Linked DNA regions of Homo sapiens: region 2 is linked to region 1. The links are chromatin contacts, found by Hi-C or POLR2A ChIA-PET in ENCODE. All regions are on one chromosome and are shown on one strand. The core of a region is the stretch at or near the end of the contact, and the rest is flanking DNA. Distances in the headings are between cores, read along the strand shown.

Region 1 (3,189 bases), core at 118-2,617:
TTGTAGAGACCCTTTATTCAAGTCTCCTCACGTTACTCAGGGTGAGGCTGCCATCACGGTGCTACCAGCACCCTGCATGAATCCAGTGCTGGCCCCTTGAGGAAGAGCCGAATCCCCAGACAGGAAACAGGGACTGAGACAGCAGGCTCTGTGGGTAGGAGGGCACTGCCGCCACTTCCTGGGCATCCTTCTCCTGGAATGGAGGCACCCCTTGGCGAGGTACAGGCAGGAGCTCAGTAAACTCCGCTAACCATCTTGGTGCTTGCTGCTTCCCAGCATGGAACTGAGCGCAAACGCTGAAGGCGGCTCCTTCCACTTCTCCCTTGGGAAGGGGAAGCCCCCTGAACCACCAATGGGGACCATCCAGTGCACTAACAGTCATCTCCAAATACTTGGATCACACACCCCAGTGGGTAGAATATTTTTGAGGATGTGCTGCGTATCAGGTCAGGGTCTCAGCAGGAGACAGATGCCACTTTTAAATTAGGGTAATACGAGCAGATTTCTTCACAAAGGACTCTTTATAAAGGTGCGAGTGCAGGGGAGCCGGGAGGGACAGTGCAGTAAGCAGGGGCTGGCTGCCGCAGGGCTGTGACCACCACGAGGGGAGGGGGTGCTGAGCCAAATTTGGAAGGAGAGAGTCAACTTGTAAGCAGCTTCCAGGAAAGAGTTGCCTGCAGTGCCCTGCAGGGATGGAGCGGTGGAATCAATTCCCCAACTGCACTTTGCCAGTGTCCTCTGATCTCCCGAGCCTCCCCTTAGCCAAATCCTACCTGACACCTGCGGGCAGGGAGCCCGAGTGATGGGGACCACGCAGGGCAGCCTCAGAGCAGGGTGGAGGAGGTGAAGAACCAAGGGTAAGCAGGAGATACTCAGCGTGTATCCCTAGCAAATGTACACTTATTTATTAGTAAATTCTAAATGTGCAATTGTGCTAATATGTGCATTATAAAGTATACAGAAAAAGGGGCGTTGAAAAGCATGTGGTAAAATAGATAGAAGTGGAAGTTCTATTCCATTTCTTCTGCCCCCAATAGATTCTTTCATGCCCCGTGGGGGTGTATTTTTCCTGCTTTGAGGAACACCATGTTCAAAGGCCAGTGCCCTGAAGGAGCACTCTGGGGTGATGGGAACATTATCTTGATCTGCATGGTGATTATATGAGTGTATACACATGTAAAAGGTGCATGTGGCCGTGTCACACTGCACACCGATCTGGGACCAGTGGGTTCCCTTTTCTTCCATTGTTCATCCAGGAGGTGGGGCTGCCTGTAGCTCCAGGGCTACCTCCCTCACTGTCTTTTCTTCTCACTCCTCTTAGCCCATCCCTACAAGGCTGAAGTGGTCCAGCCCAGAGTGCCTGCCTCCCTGGGGAGGCCCAGCCACCTTGTTCGCTGAGAGTAATCATGAGTCACACGTATATAGCTCTTCGTATGTGCTGGGAGCAGCTCTAAGCACTGAATATGCATTCACTCATTTAATCCTCACAACAGCCTTGTGAACACTGGTATTGTCTTTACTTTCATTTTACAAACAAGGACACTGAAGCACAGAGAGGTCAAGTGACTCACCCAAAGCCACACAGCATGTAGAGGAGAGCCAGGACTTGCCCCAGGACCTGTGCTCCAATCCACATTGTGCAGCTTCTTGTCTTCCCCAGGGCCAGAAAGAAAGTTACACTCAGGGCCTGTTCCCTTGAAGCCGATCTCTTTTTTCTCTGTCATTTTCCCCAAATTCCAGTTCTTTTCCTCTCACATGGCAATTGGTGTGGGACTGAGTCCAGGCCAGGGCTATCTTGGCGGCACTGTGGTAATTAATGAGCAGTGCCCTAGGGCAGGCAGCCTGGGAGGCAGACTCAGGGCCTGGGGCTGCGCCTTTCTCCCGGCCAGCCTGGAGGCGGGAGAGGGAGAGGTTTCTGTTTGCCCAGACAACCCCCAGCAGGCTGGCTTCCTTCTCTCTCTCCCTCCCCACCACCTGCAATGAGTTGCTGCCCCAGCCCATGAGATGCACCATAGCCTTCCAGGCCCAGCAAAACCACACTCCGCCTTGTGAATCTGAGAGCCCGGATTCCCTCACTGCAACTCCGGGAAGGCAGGAACCATATCTGTCTTCCTCAGTGTCACCACCTGACACCTTCCTCAAAGGTGCTTTGGGACACAGCATATACCAATGACTGCTAGACTCTGTGGAGGAACGTTAGAATGTTCTCAAAGGTCTTGACAATGTTCTGTGGGCCTAGTGGGTCACCAGAGTTTCCCAGCAGGTGAGTTTCATGGCCAGAATTCTCCAAGCGTCCTGGGGTGTTTGGGGCTGGCTGGCATCTTCCCTTGCTTTTTTTTTTTTTTTTTTTTTTGAGATAGAGTCTCACTCTGTTGCCCAGGCTAGAGTGCCATGGCACGATCTCAGCTCACTGCAACCTCTGCCTCCCAGGTTCAAGCAATTCTCCTGCCTCAGCCTCCCGGGTAGCTGGGACTATAGTGCACACCACCAAGCCCGGCTAATTTTTGTATTTTTAGTAGAGACGGGGTTTTGCCTTGTTGACCAGACTGGTCTCGAACTCCTGGGCTCAAGTGTTCTGCCTGCCTTGGCCTCTCACAGTGCTGGGATTACAGGCGTGAGCCACCATGCCCGGCAGCATCCTCCCTTCTTTCTGCAGTGTTTGCTGAGAGCTCTAGCAGCCTGATGAGCCCCCTCCCTGTGGGCTGGAAAAGAAAGTGTGGACCCTGGCTCATCAGCAGCATGAGATATGGGATGCAGCAGGGTGACGCTTGAGAGGCCTGCTTCCCCAGCTGCTGGGCACCATTCGTGCCCACCCGGTGGGGGAGAGCCTGCGGGTCATGGGCCTAGCGACAGCCTAGCATCAGAAGGCCCTGAGCAGACTGATCTCCGTCGCCTCACAAGACAGGTCACTTCCCTCCTGAGCTTCCAAGCCTTTACCTGAGCTGTTTTCTTGTCCCTTAAGTCTGTTGGTATTGAAGTCTGGGCGGCCTGACAGCCCTGGCAGGCAGCCCAGAGGCCAGCGCCCCAGGCAGACACTCTCTCTGCCTTATTTATGCAGCTTCGCGGCCGCTGCGATTGGGTGGCATTTGTGAGCACAAAAGAGAAGACTCGGGCATTCAGAAGGCCCTTTCAGCAAAGGGCGCCACAGGCCTGCTGGCTGGAAATTCTCCTGAGATCGGTTGGAGTCTA
Region 2 (3,487 bases), core at 385-2,884, 350 kb after region 1:
AGTCTTTTTTGTTTCTTCCTGAAATTAGATTTGAGGGTGGTATTGTGAAGTTAGGTGGTTTGGTCTATATATAGTTTGCCCAATGTTGTTATATGATGTGGTATTTGAGAGAACTCTAAATTATCTTGATAACCCCCACTTCTTTTTTTCTTAGATGATTAATAAGAATAGAATTAAATTAAAAGACAGCTTTTTAATTTTAAAGACATTATTAGACTGTCCAAACATGTCTGAATTCTTAGAATTAAAGGGAAGTTTGAAATTAAAATATTGGCTTATCCAGAAAGTAGTCATGTTAAGGCTGTTTTGTTGACTGCTTGATTAAAAATTAGGTTACCCAGTGGTTTTCACAGGACACTCCCAAAGATTGTTGAAAAAGACATTTTGAGTGTAGAAGTATCTGAGATACTGGTGCACTGTACTTGGTGTAGTGTATTATCCAGTGACCTTTGAATTTTCTGTGTCACTTAAAGAAAAGAGGTTCTTATTTTTACTTCAATCACTGTAAATGTCAGTGAGAGATAGCTCTGTGGTCACTGACTTTCAACAGTGGTAAGGTCAGGTAAGAACTTCACGAAGCCTTTTAGGAATTTGTCTGTAAAGGGCACTGTGTTGTCATGAAACATACGGACTGCTTTACTAAGGACCTGGGATGCTCACACAGAAGGCAACTCCATTTGTGGAGAAGGCTTATTTTGTCTGAATTGTTTAATGTCTTGTCTCAGACAGATGATGACTCAAAGTCAAATGTTCACCTTTAGGGGACCCAAAAGGATACAAAAGAGAATGCATAGTAATGATTGGCCTATAGGCGGTTGAGTGGCAAAGCTAGTTTAAAGAAGAAAAATCCTTCCTATCTTTTTTTGTAGTTCTGTAAGCATTATTTGAAGAAACTTGGATTTCCCTGTGTGCTTTAAAGTGAAGTGCATGTTGTGCAGTAAAGAAGCAGATCTAACCTCATTGTGGAACTTGCTTGCTGTGGTGAATCACAGAAGGAATGATGTGAAGGCAACATTTATATTTTCGTGCGTGAAAAATTCATATGAATCACAGACAGAAACTCAGAAGTGGCCATGTCACTCTGGTTTCTCTGTTAAGGAGCTGTGGTCCTAAGCTTGCTGCTGACAGGTAGCGAATTAGAAATACATCTTCAAATTACCAATTTTTCTGCTGCATCTGCTGCATTTTAGACTAGTAAAGGGAAGGAGCAGACCAATGATTATGCCCTTTCCTCTCTGTGGCACCCCTATTTAAGGAAAGGGGATTTGAGGTTGTTGTATGGGTCCTTAATGTGGGTTTAAAAATTTTTCATTCCACATTAGTGGTACTTGTCCAATTTTTTTTGATCAGCTAATGAAATATAATAACTGTTTGCATATTTTACTGCCTATTCGCCATAGTTACCTAAACTAGTGGCATTGCTAGAAAATGTTGAGAATTGTCACAATAAGAACCAGTACTCAGTCTTTGATAAAGTTCCCAAAGTATGCTTTGTAGGAGGGACTAATTGTCCATTGTGACATGAACCTGAATATTAGAGATAGTGTACTATAGTGAAAAAGTACTTTGGGTGAAAGACTGGATTCTTGCCTTGGCTTTCTTACTTGAGTATATGATTTAATATTTTTGACCGAGAGTTGCTATTATACCAGGGGACAATAACTTCCTCCTTTTTTCTTTTTGTTTCACATTTAAACAGGGTGGTTGTTAAGACCAGTGAGAGATAAATAAGCTAATGTAAATGTTGACACCTGCTACTTGAAAGTTAAGAATGATGTTAATTGTTAAATTTTTCTTAGATGTCTTTACTAGATTGAAATTTCCTTTAATTCTTAATTTGATGAGTTTTTTCCTTCATAAATGTGTATTGACATGTGTCAAATGCTTTTACTGCATCTTTTGAAATGATGATATGGTTTTTCTTCTTTATTCTGTTAATGGGGCATTCCCTGCCCTGTAGGAGTGATAGTTGAATAGAAAGAAAAACAAAGAAATGGTAATATCTGTTGTGATTGAGGGTTACAAAAGATGCAGTGGGAGTGTAGAGAGAGGAGTAATGAAATCAACCTGATAAAGTTAGGAAAACTTTCAGAGAAACTGGAACAAGATGGAGCTTTGGCATTTGTGATAGAGGGAGGGAGGGGAGTGGTATATCTTGGGCAGAGGACATGGCCATTGTAGTGGGAATATGGGGTACATAGTGGAGGGTACTACCTAGAGATGTGACTGTAGCGCGGGGCTGGGGTTGTGAAAGGAGCATTACATGCTGTGTTAAGGTTTCTGTCTTGTATGTGGTTATAGGAAGCCAAAAACCAAGCCAAAGAGTTTTGAGAAAGTGAGGAATGTGATGAGATTTTTGTGAAAGATCTCTCCTGCAGTATTATGGTGTGGGTGTTGATGAGTTGTTTTAACAACCTTACATTCCTGTGATAAACGTCACTTGGTCATGATGAATCATTTTTAAATATATTACTAGACTCCATTTGTTAGTGCAGTATTTTGTTAAAGATTTTTGCATACGTGCTCATGTTTTCTTTGTCACAATTTGATATGAGGTGTTATGCTTGCCTCAAAATCAGTTGTTAAATATTCGTCTATTTTTCTGGAAGTGTTCAATTGATGTTAGTTATTCCTTAAATGTTTGAGAGAATTTGCCATTTGAACCTGTGGTTTGGTTTGTGTGAATATTCGCATTTGATAACAAATTCAGTTAGTAGAGTTAGGGCTATTAGGATTTTTTAGTCTATAGTATGTCAATTTTGATAAGTTATATTTCTCATGGAATATGTCCATTTTGCCTAAGTTGTCAGATTTTTTTGGCATAAAGTTCATTGTATCGTTCATTTAATAATATATGTATGGTCTGTAGTGATTTTGTCTTTATTTATTTATTTTTTGAGATGGAGTCTCGCTCTATCATCCAGGCTGGAGTGCAGTGGCACGATCTTGGCTCACTGCTGCAACCTCCACCTCCCGAGTTCAAGTGATTCTCCTACCTCAGCCTCCCGAGTAGCTGGGATTACAGGCGCACCACGCCTGGCTAGTTTCTGTATTTTTAGTAGAGATGGGGTTTCACCATGTTGGCCAGGCTGGTCTCGAACTCCTGACCTCAGGTGATCCACGTACCTGGGCCCCCAAAGTGCTGGGATTACAGGCGTCAGCCACCGTGCCTGGCCGTTATTTTGTCTTTCATTCATGATATTGGTTAATCTGTATTTATCAAGTTTGTTAATTTTTTTTTTTTTTTGAGATAGGGTCTTGCTGTCACCCAGGCTTAAGTGCAGTGATGTGGTCATAGCTCACTGTAACCTCCAACTCCTGGGCTCAGGCAATCCTCACACCTCACACTCCTGAGTAGCTGGGACTACAGGCGCACACCATTGTGCCTGGCTATTAAAAAAATTTTTTTTTGTAGAGTTGGGGGTCTCACTTTGTTGCCCAGGCTGGCCTCGAACTCCTGGCCTCTAGTGATTCTCCTGCCTTGCCT

The links. Hi-C counts contacts between places; a loop is a spot of excess contacts on that map. ChIA-PET counts read pairs that join two places held with the same protein, here RNA polymerase II (POLR2A). Pooled maps may share reads with other maps.
Region 2: a pooled map shows a loop between it and region 1 (9-fold over the local background). The contact joins two enhancer-like sites. A Hi-C loop is called at or near these places in 3 of 50 pooled maps. POLR2A ChIA-PET finds 5 or more read pairs at or near these places in 2 of 52 experiments (Panc1 and activated naive CD4-positive, alpha-beta T cell).

What each region holds. Positions count from the first base shown.
Region 1 is chr6:37,513,129-37,516,317 of GRCh38, forward strand. The region is part of intron 1 of LINC02520 (long intergenic non-protein coding RNA 2520); the gene reads left to right. Among named protein-coding and RNA genes, the nearest start is that of LINC02520, 7.4 kb to the left of the region's middle. RefSeq lists enhancers at 1-322, 323-924, 2,195-2,979, 2,980-3,189. Within about 2 kb of position 1,368, at least 3 of the 41 ENCODE cell types and tissues checked have a DNase peak (open chromatin) inside an H3K27ac peak, as active enhancers do.
Region 2 is chr6:37,866,282-37,869,768 of GRCh38, forward strand. The region is part of intron 1 of ZFAND3 (zinc finger AN1-type containing 3); the gene reads left to right. Among named protein-coding and RNA genes, the nearest start is that of ZFAND3, 48 kb to the left of the region's middle. RefSeq lists silencers at 778-978, 1,922-1,991. Within about 2 kb of position 1,635, at least 4 of the 41 ENCODE cell types and tissues checked have a DNase peak (open chromatin) inside an H3K27ac peak, as active enhancers do.